Linked DNA regions of Homo sapiens: region 2 is linked to region 1. Evidence: read pairs that join two places in POLR2A ChIA-PET (ENCODE). Cell type or tissue: MCF 10A. All regions are shown on one strand. Each heading gives the region's core, and the rest is flanking DNA. Links, peaks and the distances in the headings are about the cores only.

Evidence for each region. ChIA-PET counts read pairs that join two places held together with the same protein. Peaks named below come from ENCODE experiments on the same cell type or tissue, not always from the same donor. Only the 100,000 strongest peaks of a DNase experiment are listed, where the experiment ranks them.
Region 2: POLR2A ChIA-PET joins it to region 1 with 5 read pairs; 5 of 35 experiments call an interaction of 5 or more read pairs at or near these places.

The regions. Positions count from the first base shown.
Region 1 is chr14:64,309,461-64,312,378 of GRCh38, reverse strand. It overlaps a transcript of ESR2 not described here. Among named protein-coding and RNA genes, the nearest start is that of ESR2, 17 kb to the right of the region's middle. In MCF 10A, for the core only: no CTCF peak of the experiment used is centred there; no DNase peak of the experiment used is centred there.
Region 2 is chr14:64,243,185-64,246,102 of GRCh38, reverse strand. All of the region lies in intron 7 of ESR2 (estrogen receptor 2), which reads left to right. Among named protein-coding and RNA genes, the nearest start is that of ESR2, 50 kb to the left of the region's middle. In MCF 10A, for the core only: no CTCF peak of the experiment used is centred there; a DNase peak (open chromatin) is centred at 1,612.

The DNA of each region.
Region 1 (2,918 bases), core at 223-2,722:
TTACATTTAATGTAATTATTGCTATATTAGGGCTTAAGTCTTCCTTTTCATTTTGTTTTCTCTGTTTTTTAAATTTCTGTTTTCTTTTTCCTAATTTCATGCTTGTTCCTGAAACATTTTTTAGAATTCCATTTTGAATTATTTATAGTTTTTGATGATAAACATATATATTTGGTATAGCTTTTTTAGTGGTTGCTCCAGGTATTACATTTTGTATATATGACTTAATACAGTGTATTGATGTCATTTTACCAGTTTGAGTAAAGTATAGAACTCTTAGCTTCCATTATGTCTCTACTTTTCCCTGTTTATATAATTATCTTAGCTATTTCCTCTTCATACATTTAGAACCACATCATACAGTGTTATAGTTTTTGCTTTAACCATCAAACATATTTTAGAAAACTCAAGAGAAGGAAAGCCTATTGTATTTACCCACAGTTTTGCTCATTATATTTTCTGTCTCCTGATGTTCCAAGATTCCTTCATTTTTAAAAATCATTTTCTTTCTGTTTGGAGAACTTCATTATTTAGTAAGTCTTTTTGTTTTTGTTTTTGTTTTTTTTTAGAGATGGGGTATTGCTGTCACCTAGGCTGGAGTGCAGTAGTGTGATCATAGCTCACTGCAGCCTTGAACTCTTGAGCTCAAGCAATCCCCCTGCTCAGCCTACCAAATAGCTGGTACTACAGGCATGCACCACCATGCCTGGCTAATTTTTTTTTTTTTTTTTTTTCTGAGATGGAGTCTCCCTCTGTCACCCAGGCTGGAGTGCAATGGCGTGATCTCAGCTCACTGCAACCTCTGCCTCCCAGGTTCAAGCAATTATTCTCTCATCTCTGCCTCCTGAGTAGCTGGGACTACAGGCACACACCACCACACCTGGCTCATTTTTGTATTTTTAGTAGAGACAGGGTATCACCATGTTGGCCAGGCTGGTCTCAAACTCCTGACCTCTAGTGATCCGCCTGCCTCAGCCTCCCAAAGTGCTGGGATTACAGGCGTGAACCACCATCCCCAGTGTGTTGTAGGCTTTTAAAATGTAAAGCAAAATTGTTCTACCAGCAGTGAATCAAACAGTAGGTTTTGAAACGTCAAGAAGCCCAAACACAAATTTAAGTTAGAGTTTTGTAAAGTAATATAAGTTCTCCTTTAAATGCATTTTAAAATATTAATAATTTTCTTTAGTATTGCTTAACCCCCTGTAAGTCACTAGGGCTCCATAATTATTTTGGAACCAACTCCTAAGTTAATATTCTTTCACTGTAATTTCAGCATCCTTAAATCTTCTAAGCACAGCTATAAGTTGAAATGATTTTAGAGAACTGTGAGTAAAAATCTAATATGATAAAATGGCTCCATTTTGCGGGGAAGGATGTACTGGTAATTGACAGAAAATGACCAGGAACATGGAAATAGGAGTAGGTCAGACAGATTGAATTGTTAAGTATTTTGAATATACTATAAATGAGATATAAATGATATTTTGAAATCAATATGCAATTTTTGTTGTATCTAATAAGGACTTTTAAGGATACAGTCAAGAAGGAGAGATGCAATATTACTGTGTTTAGCCTTACTAAAGCAAAGGAAAGTACTGTACGTAAAAGTTCTCTGGCGCGGTGGCTCATGCCTGTAATCCCAGCACTTTGGGAGGCCGAGGCGGGCAGATCACGAGGTCAGGAGTTCCAGACCAGCCTGGCCAACATAATGAAACCTCGTCTCTACTAAAAATACAAAAATTAGTTGGGCGTGGTGGTGTGCACCTGTAATTCCAGCTGCTTGGGAGGCAGAGGCAGGAGAATTGCTTGAAACCGGAAGGCAGAGGTTGCAGTGAGCCAAGATCGTACTACTGCACTCCAGCCTGGGCAACAAGAGAGAAACTCCGTCTAAAAAAAAAAAAAAAAGTTCTCCGGCATTTTTTGAAAAAGGCAAACTGCACTCATAAAATTTTACCTTTGGAACAGAATCTTTATAGTTACATAATCAATGGAAAGAACAGATTTGATGACAATATTGAGCTTATGAATTAATCAAATTTGAAGCTGCTCTACACCCAGAATTATTATTATTATTATTATTATTATTATTATTTTTTGAGACGACGTCTTACTTTGTCTCACTTTGTCGCCCAGGCTGGAATGCAGTGGCGCGATCTTGGCTCACTGCAACCTCCGCCTCCCAGATTCAAGCGATTCTCCTGCCTCAGCCTTCCGAGTAGCTGGGATTACAGGCACCTGCCAGCGTGCTCGGCTAAGTTTTGTATTTTTAGTAGAGACGAGCTTTCTTTTTTTTAAGACGGAGTCTCGCTCTGTCGCCCAGGCTGCAGTACAGTGGCGTGATCTCGGCTCACTGCAAACTCTGCTTCCCGGGTTCACGCCATTCTCCTGTCTCAGCCTCCCGAGTAGCTGGGACTACAGGCGCCCGCCACCATGCCCGGCTAATTTTTTGTATTTTTATTAGAGACGGCGTTTTGCCGTGTTAGCCAGGATGGTCTCGATCTCCTGACCTTGTGATCCGCCCGCCTCAGCCTCCCAAAGTGCTGGGATTACAGGCGTGAGCCACCGCGCCTGGCCAGAGACGAGCTTTCACCATGTTAGTCAAGCTGTCCTCGAACTCCTGGCCTCAAGCCATCCACCCACCTCGGCCTCTCAAAGTGCTGGGATTACAGGTGTGAGCTACCATGCCCAGTTTATACCCAGTCTTGTTAAGTGAGATGTTACATCTCCCTCTGTTTAGTTCACTTGACGCAAGATTCTCTATTTTTTTTTTTGAGATGGAGTTTCACTCTTGTTGCCCAGGGTTGTAGTGGCACAATCTTGGCTCATTGCAACCTCTGCCTCCCAGGTTCGAGCAATTCTCCTGCCTCAGCCTCCAGAGTAGCTGGGATTACAGGCGCCTGCCACCAATACAATACTTT
Region 2 (2,918 bases), core at 323-2,822, 66 kb after region 1:
CCAAAGTGCCGTGATTACAGGTGTGAGCCACCACATCCGGCCCACCAGCCAGGATATTTGAAATTGATCATGGAATAAGATCAACCCTTTCTGACCTTTTCCAAACCACCTACCAACATTACCTCACATAGGTGCTGCCATTTCTGTCAAAGGGAGGATCTGCTTGAAGAGTACCTTCCCATCTTGGCAATGGAAGATCATCAAATGCCAGATGATGGGGCTTCTCTCACTTTCAGAAATAATTTAGATCTCTTTTCTGTGCAGGAAAGTGCTTCTCGGAAAGCACTGTTTGCTTGTTGTTACAACACTTTACAGTATAAAGCCTTCTGTTTGGCAAGGCTCCTTATAGGCATTTTAGCCTCCCAGACATCATATTGTGTTGTTGTCAAAGCTAGACGCAGCATCTGTGCAAATGGGAAAGATGAAGGCTACAGCATTCCCCTGCAGCATGACAGAACTGCCACATTGAGATAATTACAGAAGGCGAGGGAGACATGTGATGTAATTACCACTTGTGGCAGTAAACGAGTAAAATTTGTTTACTGTAAATCCAAGTTTAAGAAATCTTTTTTTTTTTTTTTTTTTTTTTTTTTGACAGAGTCTTGCCCTGTCGCCCAGGCTGGAGTGCAATGGTGCGATCTTGGCTCACTGCAACCTCTACCTCCTGGCTTAAAACAGTTCTCCTGCCTCAGCCTCCTGAGTAGCTGGGATTACAGGCACCCACCACCACGCCTGGCTAATTTTTGTATTTTTAGTAGAGATGGGGTTTCACCATGTTGGCCAGGCTGGTCTCGAACTCCTGACCTCGTGATCCGCTTGCCTCGGCCTCCCAAAGTGCTGGGCCCTCGCCTGGCCAGAGATCTTCTTTTAAGGAAGTTCCTTTCTTGGTAGTCATAACAATTGTCAAAATAAATTGATCCTGTTCAGCATTGCTATGGCGAAAATGGGACAATTTTCACTGCTAGGTTAAGTGAGTCTTTTCTATGCTAGGTTTTAAGGATTTGTAAGTACAGGCTTTTTTCTTCTGGATTATTTGTGGTATTTAAATTTAAAAAAAAATAGGGATGGAATCTGCCTCCCCGCCTTAAAATTTAAAACCCTGACAGAATATATAAAACAGATATTGGACATTGGACAACAGTGATCCCCAGGAGGAGGGACACAAACGAGGAGAGCCCTTTGATTGTCCAGTTTACTGCCTGGAGCCAGTTTCCAGGTTGCAAAGCAGGGATGGGTGTGTTAGGTTTCTCCAGAGAAACAGAACCAATAGGATGGATAGGTAGGTAGGCAGATAAATGAGAGGGGATTTATTATGAAAACTGACTTGAACAATTATGAAGGCTGAGAAGTCACATGATATGCGTCTGCATGCTAGTGAACCAGGGAAGCCAGTAGCATGGCTCAGTGTAAATGGAAAGACCTGAGAACTAGGGAGCTGGTGGTGTAACCCTCAGTTTGAGATTGAAGGCCTGAGAAACTGGGAGGCCACTGGTGTGAGTCCCAGGGTCTGGAGGCTGGAGAACCTGGAGTTCTGATGTCCAAGGGCAGGAGAAAATGGGTGTTCCAGCTCCGAGAGAGAGAATTCTCTTCCTCTGCCATTTCGTTCTATCTGGGCACTCAGCCAATTGGACGGTGCCTGCCAACATTGGCTAAGGGCAGATCTTCCTTACTTAGTCCACTGTTCTTTCTTTTTTTTTTTTTTTGAGATGAAGTCTTGCTTTGTTACTCAGGCTGGAGTGCAGTGGTGCCATCTTGGCTCACTGCAACCTCCACCTTCTGGGTTCAAGCGATTCTCCTGCCTCAGCTTCCAGAGTAGCTGAGATTACAGGCATCTGCCACCACGCCTGGCTAATTTTTTGTATTTTTAGTAGAGATGGGGTTTCACCACATTAGACAGGCTGGTCTCGAACTCCTGACCTCAAGTGATCCACCCACTTTGGCCTCCGAAAGTGCAGGGATTACAGGTGTGAGCCACTGTGCCTGGCCTTAGTCCACTGACTCTAATGCCAGTCTCTTCCTGGAACACTCTCACAGACATACCCAGAAATAATGCTTTATCTGCTATCTGGGTATCCCTTTATCCAGTCAAGTTGACACCTAAGACTAACCATCACAAAGGGTAACCCAAATAGACACCAGTGGTCTCCCTTGGTAGCAAGGCAGCTAGGACTTGGAGGGGAGAGTACTGAGTGGGAAAGAGCTGCACAAAGAATTTTGGAGATCTATGGAGAGTCCTCTTCAAGTCTTCAGCTGAGTGCTAATCTGCCCATGCTTATGAGGATACCAAGGACAGGGAAAGAACCATCAGAAAGGAGCGGGCGAAACAATCCCTAGAGTTCACACAGGGCCAGGAACAGTTCACATTCTCACCAGCCAGTGGGAAAAACCTTGCAGTTCACTGGGTATTGGGCACTTCTCAGCCTTCCTATAGTATTCAGAAGGGTATTGCCTCAGTAGTGGGCCTAGACTAAAAGCCATTATGATCCTACCAAACAAAAAAGCAAGCCTGGAGGATCAAACAATTGCTAAGTGATTTAACTGCATCCCAGCACAAAGCTCAAGAGTAGAGACACATCCCATTTCATTACATGTTGCTTTATTGTGCATCACAGATACTGCATGTTTTTACAAATCGAAGGTTTGTGGCAATGCTGCATTGAACAAGTCTGTTAGTACCATTTTTTCCAACAGCATGTGCTCACTTTATGTCTGTGTCAAATTTTGATAACACTTTGCAATATTTCTAACTTTTTCATTATATCTATTACAGTGATCTGTAATCAGTGATTTTTGATGTTACTATTGTAATTGTTTTGGGGTGCCACAAACTATGCCCATATAAGCTGGCAAACTTAACCTATAAATTTGTGTGTTCTGACTGCTCCACCAACTGGTGGCCCCACCACCATCTGGAATTC